2 separate regions of the Mus musculus genome follow, and region 2 is linked to region 1. The links are chromatin loops, found by intact Hi-C in ENCODE. Cell type or tissue: left cerebral cortex. All regions are shown on one strand. Region 1 overlaps Eea1 (early endosome antigen 1). Region 2 overlaps Eea1 (early endosome antigen 1).

The links. Hi-C counts contacts between places; a loop is a spot of excess contacts. Peaks named below come from ENCODE experiments on the same cell type or tissue, not always from the same donor. Only the 100,000 strongest peaks of a DNase experiment are listed, where the experiment ranks them.
Region 2: it touches region 1 in a loop (2.1-fold over the local background); 4 of 42 quality-filtered maps call a loop at or near these places.

What each region holds. Positions count from the first base shown.
Region 1 is chr10:95,995,280-96,000,279 of GRCm38, reverse strand. It overlaps Eea1 (early endosome antigen 1), which reads right to left. Exons shown (of 29, transcript NM_001001932.3): 8 at 4,590-4,711; 9 at 3,188-3,343. Among named protein-coding and RNA genes, the nearest start is that of Eea1, 57 kb to the right of the region's middle. In left cerebral cortex, no CTCF peak of the experiment used is centred here; no DNase peak of the experiment used is centred here.
Region 2 is chr10:95,948,137-95,953,136 of GRCm38, reverse strand. All of the region lies in intron 1 of Eea1 (early endosome antigen 1), which reads right to left. Among named protein-coding and RNA genes, the nearest start is that of Eea1, 10 kb to the right of the region's middle. In left cerebral cortex, no CTCF peak of the experiment used is centred here; a DNase peak (open chromatin) is centred at 2,536.

The sequences.
Region 1 (5,000 bases):
CATTGAGAACACAATAAAAATGTCCAAACATACTTACAAATGGGATCTCTTAAACTAACATACTTAATATTGAAATATTCATAAATAGCTTAAATAATCTTAAATAGCTATGTCTGATTATAATCATCCTTAGTCCATACTTGTATAAACATTTTTGCTCTTAAAATTAAGATCCAAATAAGATTACTTAAAATATAAATAAGATTCTTTAAAAACATTTCCATTAAATACCACAATATATCTAAACTCATTGCAGCTTTCTTTAATATTTACCTTGATGAAGCATTTTCAAAATAATTTTAAATCTTGAAACCTTCAATCTTCAATCTATAAAATCTCCAACTACTTATTAAGTACTTCAAATGCTTTAGAATAAAAATATACTTTCATAAATATATAGAAAATGCAGTAAGCTCATAAGGTATGTAAGTTTCAAGGAGAATAAACTAAAGTTGTATTTAACAATATGTTCCAGAATACATATCACCAATCCGAACTAGAAAACATTTGATAAATCCTTATATTTCTTGCTTCTCTAATGGCTTTTAATTTGTTTTGATTCTGATTAAGAGAAAGTAACCACATCTATAATAATTTGATTCTAGTAAATTTTTAAATGATGTAATTCACTAATATACTTAGATAAAAACAACTAGAATTGAATTTTAATTAAACACGTTACATATTCATAGTAAGTAGAAACAACAACAACAACAAAAAACCCAAATGAAGTAAAAAACAAGTATATGAGATGAAACAATCAATTATACTAATGTTTCTATGGAAACAGTATTAGATAAACTTGAAAATATTTTCAGTTACTCAATACATAACAACATACAATTTTGGCAAAACACTAAAGTAGCAATAAACATTGGGACAAGGTTAGTAGCACAAAAAGCTTGCATGGTAGCTCACTCTCCTAATTCCATCTTAGGGGGCTGAGGCATGGAGAGTCACATATGAGAGATTGAGGCAGCCAAGGCTATACAGGGAGCTCCAGGTTAGCCTTCAGCTAGATGAGACACTGTCTCAAAATAAAAACAGAAAACAAGCAAACAAAAAGCCTAGCAGCACCAGTCACTCATGAGGCAATTATGAGACAAGTTAAATGGAAGACAGGCACTAAGGGAGGGGTGCTGGGCCTGAGTAAGACCCAGGTTCTCAGTTTTACACAAGCGACTGAAAGTCGGTTACACCTAATTGAGCCTCAGATTCCTCATAACTTTATAAGATCAGATGAGAAACTTTTAAAGCTAACACAGTACTCAAAATGACCTGGTGGAGTATCAGAAACCTAGTGGTGTCCAAAAAAAATCTGTCTAATGGCATTAGTGTGACTCTGATAATACTTCTTTGGGGGTGGGGGGGTCAAGGGGCAGAGGGTTTTTATTTTTGTTTTTTGAGACAGGGTTTCTCTGTGCAGTCCTCCCTGTCTTGAAACTTGCTCTGTAGACCAAGCTAACCTCTCCACCTGCCTCTCTTCCTGAGTGCTAGGATTGAAGGTGTATACCACTATGGCATGGCTTTTGCTAATATTCTTAATTAACAAGTATGACTCTTTAATTCTCAACTAAAAAAAGTCAGAGTAAATTCACTTTAAAATATGTATACTCTAAAACCACCATTAATTACTTCCATTAACATTTAGTCACCATGTGCTTTTATATGGAAATGTCAACATTCAATGGCATTTTTAAGTGAAGAGACTACTGTTATAATTTGAGAAGTTATTAGTCAGCAGTCAGATCTAATCAACACTAGTCCTAAGTACAGAAATAAATGACTGGGCTTGCTCAAGTTAAAGTCATCTAAAACACCCTTTTCCTTATCCGACTTTGACTCAGCATCTTCTCATCTTTTAAGTGTACAGGAGTGTTACTTGAATGAATGTGTGTGCACCATGTATGTGTAGCACCTGTGAGGTTAATAAGACAATGTCAGATGCTCCGGAACAGGAGGGATAGAAGGATACCGGGAAGAGTAGCCAATGCTCTTTACTGCTGAGCCATCTCTCCAGCCGCCAATTAGTTACAGTCTAATTAGTAATACCTCTCAACACTGAACTGACTTTGGTAAACTTATGAACCCCCTCAAACTATTTGGAAACTTGTGAACCTGTGTGGTTACGGTTATGAAGTGTCATTTCGGGGAATCTACATGGTAACTTCGTGTCACGCATCTACACTCTTGTAAGTTCCCACTGATGAGACACAGATAAAGAAACACAGGAGGAACCAGACACAGGATAGCTGTAATAGTTTTACTCCATGATTTACTGGCATGTTACTATTTATGAACAGAGTGGGATTTTGGTCACCAGCTAAAAACTGTCACTACAACAAATGCTTTTGTTTTTGTGTTGTTCTCTGTTTTGGGGTGTCTGTGTGTGTGTGTGTGTGTGTGTGTGTGTGTGTGTGTGTGTGTGTGTGTGTGTTTTCAAATAGGGTCCCTCACTATGTACCTAAGATTGCTCTTAAACTCATGATCCTCCTCTTAGCCTCCAAATGTTGGAATTCTATGTGTGTGTGACAACATATGACAAACTGGATAAGTTATGGTAGTATGTTGCAGCAGTTTTTTTAAGATTTATTTACTTTTATTTTGTACATGTAAGTGTTTTGCCTATGGTACATCTGTGCACCACGTATGTGCCGGGTGCCTTCAGAGGCTAGGAAGAGAACATCAGATCCCTGAGAAGTGAAGTTACAGATGTTTGTGAGTTGCCTTGCGGTTGCTGGGAACCAAATCCTGGTAAGAGAGTGCTTTAACTGCTGAGCCCACCCTCCGCAGTACCAATTCAACACTTCAGCTACAGCATTCAATGCCTATCAATTAGAAATAAATCTATTAAAAAACACATCATCTGCTAGGTACTATGGTACATTTCTGTCATCTCAGGAGACCAAGGAGGTTAAGAAGAGCCTCCATAGTGAGACTGCATGCCAAAAATTTTTACAGAACCAGAAAGAAAGCAAAGAAAGAAGCAATTATTTCTAAATATTTTCCCAAAACAATATTGTTAAAGTAACTATAGGAAATGACATCAGACTTGGTTTACTGCAACCAAATTAAGATAAATTCAATTATCACTTACCAACTGGCCTTAATTATCTACTGCATATATGCATCATTTATTAGGTGGAATAGTAATCTATCATGGAAGCATTCCACTCAGTGTCATTACCTCCAAATGAGCATGCTCTGATTGTAACTTTTTGCATTCATCTTTAAGTTTTTCAGATTCTCTCTCACGTTCCAAAGTCATGTTATCCATTAGTGTTTGAACTTGGACCAGTTCTTTCTTTAGTACAGCAACATCTTCTATACCAGGTCTCTGAAGCTGTGAAACACACATTTTAAATAAATATTACAGTTAAAAAACCTAAAATAATATACATTTTAGAATAAGTCACTAAAAGGAGATCAAAATAAAAACAAACATTATTACCAATTTTTAGACTCTAAACCGCAAACACTGATTCCTGCCTCAATAAACCAATGCCCTTTCCATTCATTGTACTTACAGTCTCATCAAGCTGCACACTAGCAAACTCACAACTACCCAAGTATTTCCTTGGCTTGGCTTCCCTTAACAAACTGTGTATGGATCCTAACAACGACTTCACAGACTGCATTCTTCCCTCTGCTGAGGAGGAGGCAATGGGACTAAAGAAGTGAGCTCTGAGGGGACCTCTTGCCTAGCACGGAGCCATGGTGATACAACAACAAAATTTAAATAAGGAAGAAAAGATGCAAGCTTGTTCCGGGTTTCCAGTCGGTTGCTTGTATTCAGTCATTTATTCATGTATTTATTGAATGCTATATAAATAAAGATATCAAAGATAGGTCCAGGGTTGTAAACCCTAAGGAAAACACTGAACCATGGTACCTACTGACAAACACCATCACCAAACAAGTCTGACTTGAATTTTATGTTTGAAGAATTTGAAATAAAATTTCTTTCCAGTTGGAGGCAATGCTAAACCTGATGCACTATGAAACTGAAGTGTAAGGAAAAAGTCTGCACGTTGGCGCACAGCTTTAGCCCCACACTGAGGAAGCAGAGGTAAGAGGATCTCTCTGAGTTGGAGGCCAGTCTTGTCTACCATAGCAAGTTCCACTATGGCTGAGGCTACACAGTGAGATCCTGTCTCAAAAGAGCATTACAATGGGAGGAAATGAGAGTTTCAGAGATGTGGATAGAGGAAATATTTTAAAAACAAAACAAAAATTTATACTTAAACAGAAACAACAATATCATCAAAGGAGCTAAATGACATAATTTTTATAACATCTTTTTTACTTTTAAAAATCATAGGGCATATATATATATACATACATACAAACATACATATATATATATATATATATATATATATATATATATGTAGAAGGATATATGGAATCTTTTTTATTGCCTCCAGTTCATTAAACTATTTTTTAAATATTTCTTCAGCTGGATATTTAACTCAAAACTTCATACATTGTTGGCAAGTTCTCTATCACTTAGCCATATGCCTGTTATCATATATATTTCATTTTAATTAGGATGGTACAAATTAACATAATGATGATAAATAAATTACCAGTTCAGTTTTCAGATCTTGAATTACAGTTGTCTGTTTGTTTAAGTCTTCTGTCAAATGTGTCACTTTTTGTTCAGCAGCTGCTCGGAGACTCTTTTCTTCATCATATTTTGACTTTATATCTAATTAAAAATAGCAATACATATATTGATTTCAAAATATTAACCCTGAAGGCAGGTCTTATAAGTCTGCATATATTAACCTGCAAGGTTATACACACTTAAGTCTAATTCACATTTCTTAAGTACCCATAACTATACCCATAAGGTTATAATCATGTTAAATTCCAACCAACAGTAGACTACTTAGTACTTTAATCTACATACATAAAATGTTTTACCAAAAAGCACATAATTTGAAACAAAATACATTATGAATAATTAATTGATAGTATAACCAAGTATTAAATCT
Region 2 (5,000 bases), 47 kb after region 1:
TTCAACCTGCTTTCTAACCTTTGCCTATTCAACTATCATCTCAGCTATTCAAAAATCTCCAGACTAAGGCACTCCAAAATTTAGGAGGGGAGAAATGGAATAAATAAACTGCAAAAACAGTGCAGTAATTCTTGGCGTGATCTGCAATCTAGCACTTAGGTAGATACAGCAGGAAGACCTCAAGAACAAAGCCAGACTGGGCTATGTAACCATGAAGGAAAGAAGAAGAAAAGAATAAAGTTGGAGAGAAGAAAATGAGGGACGGGAAGCAAAGGAGAAATGTATTCACTAAAGATGCATAATATAACCAAAATTACATAATATTTGTCAAAATGTTGGATAGCATGGTGAGCACATCACAAACATTACTTCACTTGGTGCTATGTAAGAATGTGAAGTAGGTACTATGTTCAAGTTCCAGATACACCAACTGGCTATCAGGAAGTCTGACCGTTTATACCAAGTTTACCCTCATAAGTAGCAACCCAAAAGTTAAATTATTACTGTTCTATTATAACAGTTAAGTACTATGAGATGCTTTTGGAGAATAAAACTAAAACTAACTCCTTGTATTACCTGACTGGAAAAAAAGGGGGAAGGATATCTGAGAAATCATCTGGGTTGTGAGAAAAATAATTAGTGAGAAATGGTCAGGCCTCTGTGTGTAGAAAGGTAAGCAGAGAGAGCATCCAAAGTGATATGAAGGGCCAGAGCACTAAGGTCCTGTATGCAAAATTAAAAGGCTAGACATCTGTATCGAGAATCTCTTAAAAGCATCACCTGTCAATAAAACAAGCTGATGGCCAATGAGCTGAGGCAGGAAACAGGAGGTGGGGCATTGTCAAGAAGAGAGGATTCTGGGAAATAGGAAAGCTATAAAGGAGAGATTCAAGTGAGACTCAGAGAGAATTGCTGAGGAAGATGCTAAGGAAGAAGCATGCCAAGAGTGAAGGAGAGGTAACTAGATACAGAATAGTTTGAACGGGTTAAAAAAGTATGAGTTAGTCCGGAAATGAGTCAAAGCTATGGCCTAGGCAATTAATAATAAATAATTAATCTCAGCATCATTATTGTTGGGTACTGAGTGGTCAGGAGGAAAAAAAAACTTATTATTTTACAGACATCTCCTATAGACATACTTATGGATCAGGATATGAAGTGTCTTGCAAAACGACTCATGTGACAGTCTTGCAAAGACTGTTTTGTCCTCAGTTGGTGGTGGTATTTAGAAGTGATTAGATCAAGTCTCACTCACTAACTTTATCAATGGATTAACTGACAGCTGAAGGGTTTATGAGGAAGTAGAGCCTAACTGAAGAAAATATGTTGCTGAGGGTATACTTTGACAGGTATGTCTTAGCCTTGGACTTTTTCTGTCTCTGACTCTTTCTCTCTTTTTCTCTGCATACTGGCCACTATGAAACAAGCAGCTCTGCTCCAATAAGCCATGTCTGCCATGATGCACAGTGATGGAGCCAACTGACAAGACCTACACCTCTGAAATTGTGGGCCAAAACAAATCTTTCCTCCTTTATGTTAATTTTCTTAGGCATTTTGCCACCAGTTGTCTTGGATACCCCAAAGATGTCAGAGATGCCAGAGCAATGGGATACCTGCCAAGGAACACTGCTAACAGAGAGTGAAACCAGCTTAAGAGAAAGAAGTTTGTTACGGTCATCAAAGATGAAAGAAGTTGGATATCTGAAAGGTGCTTTGACATCTGATCTGGAGATGCGGAGTTCAGAATTTGCATAGGTACTTTTCTGCTTTGGTCCAGTATTTCCTTACTATGACATTTTGGAATGGTAATGTATATTCTGTGATGCTGGAAGTATATGATCTGCTTTTTGAGTTTGATTTTATAGGGGATTACAGTTAAGAGACGGCATGAATCTCAGAAAAGACTTTGAACTTTGGAGTTCTAAACATTGTTGACACTATAGATTATATGAGAGCTTGTGAAGTTGGAGTAATTGTTTTTTGCATTATGCTATCGTAGGTATGGCCCCCATAGACTCACATGTTTGAGCAATCCTATGGGGTGCCAGGGAGTGGAATGTGGCAGTTTGAATATGCTTCGCCCATGAGAAGTGGCACTATTAGGGGGTGTGGCCTCATTGGAGGAATTGTAGCCTTGTTAGAGGAAGTGTGTCACAGTCGGGGTAGGTTTTGAGGTCTCCTAGTGTTCAAGCTCTGCCCAGTGCAGAAGAGTCTCTTCATGGCTGCCAGCAGAAGACAGTCTCCTTCTGGCGGCCTTCTTATCAAGATGTAGAACTCTTAGCTCTCTAGCCCCATGTCTGCCTGCACACTGCCATGCTTCCCACCTCAGACAATGGACTGAACCTCTGAAACTGTAAGCCAGACCCAATTAAATGTTAGCCTCTATGAGAGTTGCCTTGGCCATGGTGTCTCTTCACAGCAATAAAATCCTAACTAAGACACTAGTCTAAGACTAAAACCCCTTCATTCATGTTCCCAGGCTAACTGTTGTCACTACTTCCATCTGCATGCAGGAACACACTCCTACTCTGTGCTAGGCTATATTAGACTCTTGGAAATGCCTGATTCTCTCCCTTCAGAGAAATCTCCGGGAAGATTCAACAACCTCCACTGCTCTCCCTGCCACCTTAACCCCTGCACCGTGTCATTACTTTGTCTCTCATGCTTCCAATCCTTCCTCTGAGTACCCTCCCTTATCACACATTGCTTTGTTACTACTAAACTGCCGTTCTCCTCCACTAAAAATCAATTTCTTCATCTCAGGCTTTATCAGTAAGCCTTGGCATAGTTGTTAGAGCAAAGAGTGAATATTTAACAGTATGTTACGCAAACGCCAATGGCCTGACTGATCATCTAAAATTAAAAAAAAAAAAAGACACTATCTTAGTCTATGTTCTGTTAATGTACTTGAGTATGGGTAATTTGTTTTTAAAGGGGTTTGGGGTTGCAAAGAGATGTCTCAGAGGCTAGAGAAAGTGTGCCTGCTACCAAGTCTGATTACCTGAGTTCAATCCTGGAACCCACATGGTAGAAAGAGAATCTACTCCCCAAAGTTACCTCCACATGTGTTGTGATGCTTCATAACACACACACACACTAAATACTTTAATAAAAAGAGTGAGGTTGGGATCTGTCTTGAGATTCTGTAAGTCCAAGAACAAAATGTCAGCGCCCCTGCTATTCCAGCATGTACCAGAACAGCAGAAGGGCCCACCTGCCTGCAGAAAGACCACATGAGAACACTCCAGCCAGGGAAACTCCAGGCTCACCCTAAGTCCTGATTCAGAGTTCACATTCTTTTTATTATTATTAAATGTATGTATGTATGTATGTATGTATTCATTCATTCATTCATTCATTCATTCACTTGACATCCCAACCCCACGCTCCTGCTTTTGTTTCTGTTTCTGATATAGGCTCACACTATGCAACACAGAGCTACTCTCTAACTTACTTTGTTGCACAGGCTGAGCTGACACACAGTCCTCCTGCCTGGGCCTACAAGCTTCGCCCAGCCTAGCCTCTTGAGAAAGGCATTAGCCAATTCATGATGGCAGTGCTCCTGTTACCACATCACTTCCCTAGAACCGAGCCTCCCAAATCCAACACAATTTAAAAGAATTAATGTTGGTAGGGGCAAAGCAAGCTACAAGACAAAACAATTGTTTACTGTTCTCTAAAAAATTGTGGAATGTATAATTATAACAACAAAACAATATTTTAGCAACAGCTAATATGTACAAAACATTTCAGAAGAATCCAGTTAACCTGCCCCAAACCATGCAGTTAAGGTGTAGGGTAGATATCAACCCAGGCAGGCTGACATCAGAGCTCATAGTATCCCCTCTCACCACCCAACACACGCTTTTTTATTATACTTGAGATGTTGTCTATGTTGTCTAGACTGCACACAAAGTCCTGGTTCAGAGTTCACATTCTTTTTTAATTATTAAATTTATTTATTTTTTCACTTGACATCCCAATATCAGCACCCTCTCTCCTTCCAGTGTCCCCTCATGAAGATCCTCCTCCATTCTTTCCTCCCCTTCTCCTTTGAGAAGGGGACATCTAGGTATCACACACATATACATACACATACACACACACACACACACACACACACACACACACCACAGTGGCATATCAAGTCTCTGCAAGACTAGGTGCATCCTCTCCCACTGAGGCCTAACAAGGTAGCCCAGTTAGGGGAACAGGACTCACAGACAGGCAACAGATTTGGGGACAGTCCCTATTCCTGTTGTTGGAGGACGCCATGAAGACAAAGATGCTCATCTGTTACATATGGCAGGGAACCTAAGCGAGCCCATGCTCACTCTTTGGTTGGTGATTCAGTCTCAGAGTTCACATTCTGATCACTGAATCATACTGCACCTTTAATTCAAATAGACTAGATTAGAAGAGATTAATTTGGGATTAGAAGAGAAGGCTTTGTTCCTATATTAATAAGAAAACGTATTAATATATAAGAAGATATTAATATCTTCTATATTCTAAACATGCAGAGGAAGAGGAGAAAAAGAAGAACATGGAAGGAAGGATTTAGACCACCCTGAACTACAGACCAAGAGCCTGTCTCAAAACAAACAAACAACAAACAAACAAAAACTCAACTATCTGGTACACATACATATAACAAAAACTACACAAAAAGAAAACTATTCCATAGTTACTACTCTTTAAAATTCACTTCAATAAATTAGTAATAACCTCATCAAACTTAAGCCCCCAGCTGATCTGAGAAACTCCAGCTGGCTTTAAATATGCTTACTTTAAATATGGTGCCCTAAATGTGTATGCTGAGGTTCCCTACGCCGTCCTTCCTTGTGCTTATCCAAGTATGCAACATCAGTTAGTGATTCTTTAAGAAATTCCTCTCTCCTCCAATACACAACAAATTCCACACAGGTTCGTATCTGTTGTCGCCATCTCTACCTGCCATATACGGCAGGCTACAGGAGGAGAGAGAACAGCTTCGTCCG